2 separate regions of the Homo sapiens genome follow, and region 1 is linked to region 2. The links are chromatin loops, found by intact Hi-C in ENCODE. Cell type or tissue: GM12878. All regions are shown on one strand. Links, peaks and the distances in the headings refer to the core of each region. The heading gives the core; the rest is flanking DNA. Region 1 has its middle 3.1 kb from the start of RCN1. Region 2 has its middle 11 kb from the start of SNORA88.

Region 1 (5,252 bases), core at 1-5,000, 67 kb after region 2:
CAGTCGTCAAGGAGGGTCAAGCGGGGAACTTCTATATGACCAAGAGTCCCTCTAAAGGGAGCGGTACTGTGCGTTCCAGCTGCCAGGGGAACGCAGGCCCCACGCTGATAGATAGTCCTGTTTCCCAAATGAAATCAATCAGGATTTTAGATTTTTATGTTTTATTTCTAAATGTTGGTAACTCATTTTACAAAAGCACTAGTTGGATCCAATCTTACCTGTATTCAGTTGGTAATGCTACCAATACAGATATCTGTCCCATCAAACTTTCTGCAATGATGGAAATGCCCTCTATCTGGTCTGGCCTGTAGGTAGTGGCTGTTGAGCACTTGATGTGTAGCTTAGTGTAAGTGAGGCACTGAAATTTTAATTTAAATCTAAACTTAAAGAGCCACACGGGACTAATGGCTACCGTATTGGACGGTGAGGTCTCGAGCAGTCTCAGCCTTTTGACACTCATTGAAAGCCATGATCCTCTTCCAGAAAAATGCACATACAGCTACTGACACGGGTGCTTGATTAAAGAGTCGGAGGATTCATGGATCTTTTGAAGCCCCACCTATGAGCCCCAGGTTAAGAATCCCTAGAAGGCCGGGCACGGTGGCTCATGCCTGTAATCCCGGCACTTTGGGAGGCGGAGCCAGGTAGATCACTTGAGGTCAGGAGTTCGAGACCAGCTTGGCCAACATGGTGAAACACCGTCTCTACTAAAAATACAAAAATTAGCTGGGCGAGGTGGCGGGCGCCTGTAATCTCAGCTAGTCGGAGGCTGGGGTAGGAGAATCGCTTGAACCTGGGAGGCGAAGGTTGCAGTGAGCCGAGATCATGCCATTGCACTTCAACCTGGGAAACGAGAGAAACTCCATAAAAAAAAAAAAAAACCCTAGAAAACTGAAACGATAGTTGAAGAGGGAAACCCACCATGACAGCTAAATATCTGTACTCCTAGAAATTTCCTCCATCTTGCCTTGCCTCCCACCTCCATCCCTGATGTTTTCAAAAAGGTCTGGGATGTGCTTCTTGCCCTTGCAATAAAGATGTCGTCGCAACATAGACGCAAGTCCCTTTCTTGGGACGCCCTCTTTCAATCAATTAATAAATCATTACTGTCTTACTACTACAGCCTAAGCACTGGACTGGGTGCTGAGGGTACAATGGAGAACAAGATAATCATGGTGTCTGCAGAGCTATAGTGTATATGAACAGATGTTCATTCGTTCGTTCGTTCCATAAACTGAGCACCTGCTAAGTGTCAGGCTGTGCTGGATTCTGGCTAACTGAGATCCATGGATCACAAGTCAGCATGACAAGTGCTCACAGAGAAAGGCATGTAGTGGTCTGGGGGTACTGAACCGATCCAGACATGGGAATCAATCAGGGAAGGCCTCCCAGAGGAAGACACATTTAAATTGAGACTGAAGGTGAGTAAGATAAGCTAGATGGAAGGATGTAGTTATGTGAGAGAAGGATAAGATCCTGTACGAGCTAGCAGAGGACAGCTCCACATTTGAGGCAATGTCTTTGTGACCCCACTGGCTGGCAGTGAGAGCTGGGAAGCCAGTCCTTGGATCCCCGCTTCTCTTCCTAGTCCCCTTCTTTTCCTTGGATCCCCCCCTTCCCACCAGCTGACTTTGCATGGCACAAGAAGTACTGTGCCTGAGACCAGACATGCTTCCCCCAGCCAGCCTAGAGATCTGAATTTCTAGCAATAGAGGAGCATTACCTTGGGGGTGTAAGAGCTCCCTGCTGAAATGCAAGTGTCCTAAGGTAGGCGGTTTAGTACCTTCTGTGCTCATCAGGCAAGCAGGATATGAATTGTTGAGTGAGTGAGGGAGGAGAAGGAGGAGTGGGAGGAGGAACAGGGAGAAAAAGATTGGGGCTAGAAAAAGAAGGGGACTAGGAAGGGAACGGGAAAGCGAGTGGAGACTGGTGACAGTTTTTGCATATTCACAACTTTGGCCACAGGCTGGCCTGGGTCCCTGGGATTGGTCCAGACTCTCCAAAAAGGCATATCTTTTGCCCTTGTTATAGTTGGCTTCCTGCCAGACACTGGTGGTTTCCAACAGTTAGATTGTTTCAGAGGTAGTCTTGGCTCCTGTGGGAATTACCAGAGAATTCTAGCACTGCTGTGAATCCGGAAGAATTTACATAATTTCCCCTGGGCTTGCCTACACTCTTTTCCTTTATATTTATTTTCATCCCTCCACCCTACCATAAGAGTTCAAGTCCTCCCAATCAAAGGTTCAGGAAGGATGATGGGACAGAATAGTCAAGGTATTGCACTGTGTAATTGCTTTCTTTCATTTTCAAAGCTGTTTTGCATCTCCCCCCCATGTGCATGTTTGGGAAGAGTGACTAAGTGCATTGTCATGCCTTAGGTCTTAGGTTAACCTCCATTCTTGATGAAGCAGAGGAACAAGAACAAGATAAGTAACATTTAGCAGAGGGTTGATTCAGTGAAAAGGAAAAGCGAGTTTCAAATGGGTAAACTGATCAGCTTAGGGTATGCTGGTCTCCCGCATCTGGCCAAAAGTAACACCATCAACTACAACAAAAATCCAACCAGAAGTTACTGAAACAAGAAGAAAACTTTACCATCTCATGCAACAAGAAGTCATGAGTTATATTGGTTTCAGATTGGTTAATTTCAGTGGTTTCAGGACATCATCAAGGAATCAGGTTTTTTTGTTTTTGTTTTTGTTTCTCCCTCAGAAACAGTAGGGGAAAGGAATGTTCTCTCCCTTTCTTTGAAAAATAAACTTTCCCAGCAGACTGTCCCTCATATCTCATTGGCCAGAATTGTGTCATGTGCCTATGCTGGATCCAGTGACAGGCATGGGGAATAGAAATTCCATGATTGATTTCAACCAATCAAGACTCACTGGTAGGAGCTGGAAAGTACTGTATGTAGCATCCTCTGAAGCACATGATTAGGGTTCTGTGGGCGAGGAAGAACAAGCCAAATAGCTGTGTCTGCCACATGTTTAAAAGCACTTTCAGCATCTCTACCTCCCTCCTGCTTCTCCACCATTCAAAATTACATGAACTTTTCAGGTCCCAACTCAAATGTCACCTTCTCCATGAAGTTTTCCCTTATACCTTAAATCAGAATTAATTATTTCTTCATCAATATGCCCAGAGCCTTTGTATCTCACATACTTCTCACAGTCAGCTTTGTATTAATTTTTCTTCCCTTCTAATTCTGAATTCCTTGAGAGAAATGATCACAGCCGATTCATGTCCATGTTCGTAAATCCAGGGCCTACCATATTTACTGCCTTCTGGCAGAAGTTGATCGCCATAAGACAGATTTGCTGTGAGACCAGGACCATATTCTTTTGGCTCACCACTGTATACTCAACCTAGTATAGTGCCTGGCTCATAGTAGGTGCCCCTAAAATATCTTGAATGAATGATAAAATAACAATAGCTACCAACTTCTGCTTCTGGTCAAGATGGAGTGAAGGAGGGACTGGATTTATCCTCCCATTTGAAACAAACAAACAAAATATATGAAGCAACAGTTTTCAAGACACTGGACACCAGGCAATGAACAACATTGGAAACAAACTAGGTGAGTCCCAGGATTACCCCAGAATTACCTTGGCAGAGTTGCCAGGTCACTGTGCAGAGAGGGAGAACTAAGATGGATCCTGGCAGACTCCTGAAGTTGAAAAGACAGAAGTGAGTGTCCAGAGAGACCAAGTCAGCCGTGGTTCTAAAGAGAGAGTACTGGAGAGAAGATGGCTGCACAGAGAGAGAATCCCAAAGCTCCACAGAGGATCCCCTTGGCCATTCAGCAAAGTGGTGAACAGTGCATGCGTGTAGGCTGAGGACTGAGCCATCTGAAAGGATTAGAAGGAACAGTGGGTGCCAGGCATGGTACCTGTTCCCATCAGTCAGACTGGAAAAACTCATCATTCATGGGGCACTGGGTACTTAGTAAGGTCTTGCCTCAGTGGTGGGGAATAATTAACCCTAGACTGAGCACTGCTCCAGAAAGTGCCTCTCAAAGCACAAAGGCAAGACCTGAAAAGCTCAAGAAAACATACAAGAATTAAAAAAAAAAAAAATTTGGCACCCAACAAGGTGAAATTCACAATTTGCATTATCCAATCAAAGACACAGCAAGGCAGGAAAACACAGCGAGGAGAATAATCGGTCTGTAAAAACTGACCCAGAACTGACACAGATATTAGACTTAACAGAGAGGAACATTAAAACAATTATTGTAATTGTGTTAAATGTTTTAAAAGTTCAGAAGAGCCAGAGAAAATACAAAAAAGACACAAATTGAAAGCCTAGATAGCAAAACTTTGAAATCTGGGATGAAAAATACACCATATAAGATTAACAGAAGGTTAGATATTGCAGAAGACAATATCTTTTTACTAATTAAATACTTTATTGAATAAATACAATAGCAAAGAATGCATTCAAATGCTTTCTAAAAAATTAATTTTAAAGGTCTTTCTATTCAGACTAATGATAAACGCAGTAAAGGCAGATGTGCTAGTTTAACATAATTGGCTTATTTCATACAGCACTTTTATCTTTTAGTCCACAAGTATATTATTAAATGATAGAGAACATCTAATGCAACCATTTCCATGGGACTAGGAAATACATTTCTAAGAAAGAAAGATGTTATAGACCCCATCTTTTATACCCACCCCCTCAGTCTAACTCTAAAGAAGATAAAAAAATAATGACTATCTTCACAAGGGCTCATGACTAATGTCACTTTGCTATCAAAATCTGTATCTCTGATCGATTTTAAGCATTGAGACAAGATTCAAATATTTCCAAAGAAAGAAGCACAATGCACATTGTGGTCACTTATTCAGCAACAACGAGCACTGCATCCAAAACTATCTCACTTCGGAATGAAATAAGGTCAGCCACATGCATGGGCATCTCTTCCGCTATGGTATCGTAGAAAGTCTCAGTGTCATGAACAATCTATTTGTCTTCTTCAGTAACAGTTTATATCCACACCTTTCTTCCCAAGTCGACCCCCTCTGCCAATTCTTTGTTCTAATTGTGTGCTGTCTCACTTATGATTCCACGTCCTAAATTACATCAATGCCATTTCTGAGTACCATCTTGCCATCAACTGCTGCTGTCGACTCCTGTGAATATAGTTTTCACAATTGGTAGGTAGATCACAGTTTGTAACCAAAGACACTCATTGCTCCTCCATCCCACAAGCCGACAAGTCATTAGTGATCAGAACACAGCTTGACCCTGAT
Region 2 (5,502 bases), core at 213-5,212:
ACTACCTGGGGCTATGGCAGAGTTTCTTACCCTAAGGGCTGTTGACACATTGGGCCAGATAATTCTGTGTAGTAGAGTTGTTCTATGCATTGTAGAATGTTTAGCGCTGTTCCTGGCCTCTACCCATTAAATGCCAGTAACAACAACCCACCTCCTCCAGTTGTGACAACCAAAAGTATCTACAGACATTGCCCAGTGTCCCTTGTGGAAAAATTCAGAATTGCTGGGCTATGACTGTAAGAATGATGGGAACCTATAGAGGCTGGAGAACCCAGAGCTTCTTGAGTAAGAATTCAACTAAATTGGCCACTGCCTCATGATTGGATCTATGATTTTCCCAACAATACATGGGACAGGAGCCCTGAAATGCCATTAGAAGATCTGATTGGGGGTCATCTTCGTGGAGGTAATTGCAAAGCTGTCAAATAAGGAAGTCAAGCAAGCAATAAAAGGTAAAATAAACCAACAAATGAAATAAGAACCAATTAGAAACCTTGAAAATAAAAAATATAGCCACCAAACCAGAAAAGCAATAGTATAAACTTTAGAGTATATGTAGTTGGAGAAAGAATTAGTGAACTGGAAGATAGCACTGAGTTAACATGTGCTTTAGTTAGTAGCATGCAGCACTAACAGAGAGGACATTTTAAAAAACAAAACAATTATTTTTTTTAAGTTAAGAGATATAATATATAGATCAAGAACTCCAATGTAAGAAATAGCAGAGAAACAGTATCTGACAAGAAACTGAAGAAAGGCGTGATCACCTTATGTATAGTGTATGCTGAGTTCCAAGCAGTACACACAAAGAAAAATTCACAGCTAAACACATCATAGTAAAACTGTAATACATAAAGTATAATTTCTTATGGGCAACAGTAAAGGCCAAAGACATTGAAGGAATATGTTCAAAGTGTTGAAAAATATAACCATCAACCTATAATTTTTCCACCCCACTAAACTATTATTCTAGAGCAGGGGCCTGCAAACTTTTTCTTAAAGGGCCAGAGAGTAAATATTTTAGGCTTCAAGGCAATATGACCATTTTTGCCCACTAAGATTTATGTCACATTTGGGAGGAAGATAGAAATAATGAGCAATTTGGGACTTTGTTGTACAAATGTAGAATTAAGTAAGTTGGTTAAAATACTAAGAATGGCAGAATGTGGTGGCTCACATCTGTAATCTCAGCACTGTGGGAGGAAGCAGGAAGATAGCTTGAGCTCAGGAGTTTGAGACCAACCTGGGCAACATAGTGAGACCATGGCTCTACCAAAACTTTTTTAAAAAATTAGCTCGAAGTAGTGGCATGTAGGTGTAGCCCCAGCTTCTCAGGAGGCTGAGGAAGGAGGATTGCTTGAGCCCAGGAGGTCAAAGCTACAGTGAGCCGTGATCACACCACTGCACTCCAGCCTGGGCAACAGAGCAAGATGCTGTCTCATTTTTTTGAGACAAAAAAAAAAAAAAGATTAAGGATGGCCATTAGAAGACTAGAAATACACTCTATACCTTCCAAACTAACAATGTAACAAGAAAAATTATAGAAAACTTTGTCAATCTAAAAGAAGCCAGAAAATGAGGGGAAAGAAGTCAAGAAGTGGATAACCAACAGAAACACACAAAATAAGATGGCAGAAATAATTCAGTATCTCAAGAAATATAACTAATCAATTAAATGACAGAGACTATCAAATTGAATCAAAGCAAACTAAAAAATAAAATGTGACAAAGTCCAGCTAGATATTGGCCCAGAACTCTCCTAAAGGGCTGTCTACCACAATTGCATTAGAAGTGAAAGACCTTCAGATTATTCCGCTGCTCCACCTAATGTCTGGTTCCTACAGAAGATTTAGTACCTTGTGGTTAAATAAATTTACTTAGTCCCTTCCATGAACTGATAGCTTAAATGTGAGTGAATTGGTCTGAAAGATTTCCAAGGTCTTTTTAACTCTAAAATGCCAAGATACAGTGATTCCCCTGGATAGGCAGAGCTTTGTGCCCGCATTCAGGAGCATCAAGGACACTACGGTTACCACTGACCGTGTGATGGAGGCTGGCCTTGGCACTTGGGCAGTGAGCATTTGCAGTGCAATCTCGGTTTGCATGTTGTCATTGGCCTGTGTTAAGGAGCCTTTGCAGATGGACAGACGCTTGTGATTGCCATCGCGTATGGGCAACATGGAGATTGGCCTGTAAGAGGCAGGAGAGGGCTTTTTGCTCCTAATGTGTTATGAAAGTTTGATCAGAGTGGGAATTTTCTGTCATGGGTGATTAGTATCATCTCCTATTAATATTTACTTTCCCTAATTCAGTATGAAAAGTGCCAACGTAAAAACACTTTGCTGTGAAAGGGAAAGAGGATGCAGAATGATGCCACATGCAGGTTCTAGTGTCTCCTTTCTTTAAGATGAGTGGCTCCTCCCAACCCCACTGCCACCCCGTTTATTCTTTTCCATGAGAGTTTAGCCTCCTTTTTTCCCACCCTCACAATAATTCCTGAATTCATTGAGCTATCTATCCCAAGTCAGGGAGGAATGTCAGAGTTCCTCCATGAGTCCAATCACAAATACATAATAATAATAACAACAGTAATAACATTGATACATAACTATTGTGTATGGAGTGCTTACTGTGTGTCAGGCATTGGGCTAAGTTCTTTATGGCTATTAATTCATTAAATTCCCTCCAACAGCCCTAGTGTCCCATATTACATATGTGGAAGCTAAGGCTTAGAGGGATTGTGGCTTGCCTGAGTTCCCACAGCCAGTAAGCAGCCGTGTAGGGCTCTAACTCAGTGGGTGGGACTGGGATTCAACTATGTGGAACAATGTCACCCATGCTGTGGAGGAGAAGACCATAACTTTTCTTTTTTTGAGGATCTCTTAGGCTCTCAACCAGAATTTCTCAGTCTTGGCCCTATTGACATTTTGGGCTGGAGAAGTCTTTGTTATGGGGCTTGTCCTGTGCATTGTAGGATGTTTACCCGCATCTTTGGTCTCTATCCATTAGATGCCAGTAGCAGCCCTACTCCTCACCTCCAAGTTGTGAAAATTAAAACTGTCTCCAGAAATGTCCAAGTGTCCCTAGGGGGCAGAATCACCCCTGCTTAAGAACCACTGCTGCAGACCAAGTTCTTCAACCCTCTGCCGCAGTGTCACATGGGAAGGAAGCCCTACTTCTTTCCTGCCCTCACACATTTGACAGGAGCTGCTGTTTGCAGAGATGGGAGTAGTTCTGAGTTTTGTTTCAGGTGAGAGGGAGTTTCCTGAACTCTGAGCTTCTGCTGTCTTAAAGGTACCTGGGCTTCCACTAGTCCAGTAAAAATGCAAGACTCCTTTGAGTCTCATGGCAGTCACATTGGGTGGCTTGCCCAGCTCCTGTTCCCTGGGAATGGCTCAGTGTGCTCAGGGGGCAGCCATGTGTCTAGCCAGAGCTGATGGGCCCAGGGTAGATTCTTAGTCCACTTGGGGCAATGAGTTCTGTCTCCCAGGAAGCTGAAAGTGGGACCAGGTTGAGTCTCTCTTGGTGGCTATGACTGTGACCTGCAAATGTGGCAGCTCCATTGACCTTCTTCCTGCCCTGTACACTAGCTGATATAGAGAAATTGTTCTCAAATTTGGTGCCCAGATCAGTAGCAGTAGCATCACTGGGAGCTGGTCAGAAACACACATTCTCAGTTCCCACCCAGACTTACAGATTCAGAAACTTGGAGGAGGTGTCCAGCGACCTGCAGGTTACCAAGCCCTCTGGGGGATTCTGATGTTCACTAAGGTTGGCACAGAGGGTGAGAGAGACTCAAGGAAATATGATCTATGGAATAGAGAGAGGAAACTCCTGTTGAAGAGATAACTTCCCAGTTCCCAGTTCCAGCTCTTCCTGCTTCCCAGCCACATTCCTGTCCTTCGGTTTAGTGAGATGCTTTTATGTTCTAACTACAAAATCTACCTCTGACTTTCCCCCTGCCCTTAAGTTGACTGAAGTCAGTTTCTGTTGCTTGCAACTGAAAAATTCTTACTCATTCATGTCACAATACAATTCACGTGGAGAAGAAATTATATGGAGCAATGTCACCCCAGCTGCTCAGGAAAATACTGTAATTTTATCAAGGGCTCTTGGAAATATTTAAAAGCTCCAGAGAAAATACCCCATGTTTATTTTCTTATTATCAAGAGCAAGAATTGTGTATTTGTGTGTCTATTTAAGGAAGCTTATGTACTGACTGCCCCTACCCCTTATCTCTCTTTGTATTTTTTATTCTTCAGTGCTAAAGGCTTGGTATTTTCTTGACTCTGCCCTCACTTTTTTCTCCCAGGTTAAACCTGGAATTAAGATAGATCTCAATCAGCCAACAAATATTTATTCAATGCCCACAATGTGGCATGTGTTTGGAGGGTCGGTTGGTCATGATTCCTACATAGTCTCTCCTCAAAAGAATGATAGCTTTGTAGGAGAGAATGCAATTATCCTACTCCTGTGACAGTAAGACACACAGTGTGATAAGTCCAGGATTAGGTCTGTGTTTAGGGTTCAGAGGAAACCCAGAAGAGAGAATGAGCCGCCAGGAAGGGGGAAGTTCTGGGAAAAGAGGAAGGAAGGGTGGTAATCAGAGAAAGCTTCCTAAAGGAAGTTCCACCTAAATTAGACCTGGAACTATGACTAAATGTCTACCAGGCAGAAAAGGCAAGGGAAGGAGAATGTTCAATTTGTGGTTCACAAGCACCGGAGAGAAGAATTTGATGCTTTATTGCTTATCTGCTTCTTGATCTGGCTGACTTGGAGGGCTACAGTATCATATACACACTGAAAATAAGGTAAGGACTTTTTAAAATTTCTCAAAGCCTCCAGAAACTATCTTTTATAGCACTGGCAGCGCCTCTTTTTGGACATAATTTATTAGCTGGACTTTCAGTGTGACATGGCTGAACATCACTGGCCTTTAAAGTCATCCTTGTAAGGAGAATAGGCTGTCTGTTGGTTTATCTCAACTAGAAGAAAAATAAAGAGTATGAAGAGGAAAAAATTCCCTATTAAGTTTTATAATTATAATATGAAAATTCAGTTAATTTCTTTTATCGTAGTGAGTCATTAAAGACTGAAGTAGGTTCCCAGCCTTTTGTTTCCAGAACAATCCCCCAGAGGCTGAGCGCTCTGTCATTCGAATGGGCCTGATTAAAGCAAGGAGCCGCTATCTTCAGATTACTGCTCTTTGTCATTACCATTACGTTATCTTGCTCTTCAGACTGATTTTTAATTTTTATGTTTGCAATTATAAATGATTTACAGGGACATTCATCGCCCGACCTGTCCTGAGTCATTAAATTCACCTAGGTTGAATAGCCCGATGTGCACCTGAAATTAACCAAATCGGTGACATTATCTTGCTGGATTTTTCAGAGGCTTTAGAAATAGGGAAGTGACTCCATTCTCCCTCTCAACTCCTCTCCTTAATGGGAAAATATTTTTAATTGATAAAAGAGGTAATTAGGCAAGGCTAAGAGGTAC

The links. Hi-C counts contacts between places; a loop is a spot of excess contacts. Peaks named below come from ENCODE experiments on the same cell type or tissue, not always from the same donor. Only the 100,000 strongest peaks of a DNase experiment are listed, where the experiment ranks them.
Region 1: a loop joins it to region 2, with 2.2 times the contacts of the local background. A loop is called at or near these places in 5 of 110 quality-filtered maps.

The regions. Positions count from the first base shown.
Region 1 is chr11:32,085,299-32,090,550 of GRCh38, reverse strand. It overlaps the pseudogene EIF4A2P5. Among named protein-coding and RNA genes, the nearest start is that of RCN1, 3.1 kb to the left of the region's middle. In GM12878, for the core only: no CTCF peak of the experiment used is centred there; DNase peaks (open chromatin) are centred at 2,060, 2,360 and 2,870; H3K4me3 peaks cover 662 bases; H3K27ac peaks cover 2,415 bases.
Region 2 is chr11:32,152,105-32,157,606 of GRCh38, reverse strand. It overlaps the pseudogene THEM7P. Among named protein-coding and RNA genes, the nearest start is that of SNORA88, 11 kb to the right of the region's middle. In GM12878, for the core only: a CTCF peak has its summit at 3,085; DNase peaks (open chromatin) are centred at 3,166 and 3,713; H3K27ac peaks cover 1,952 bases.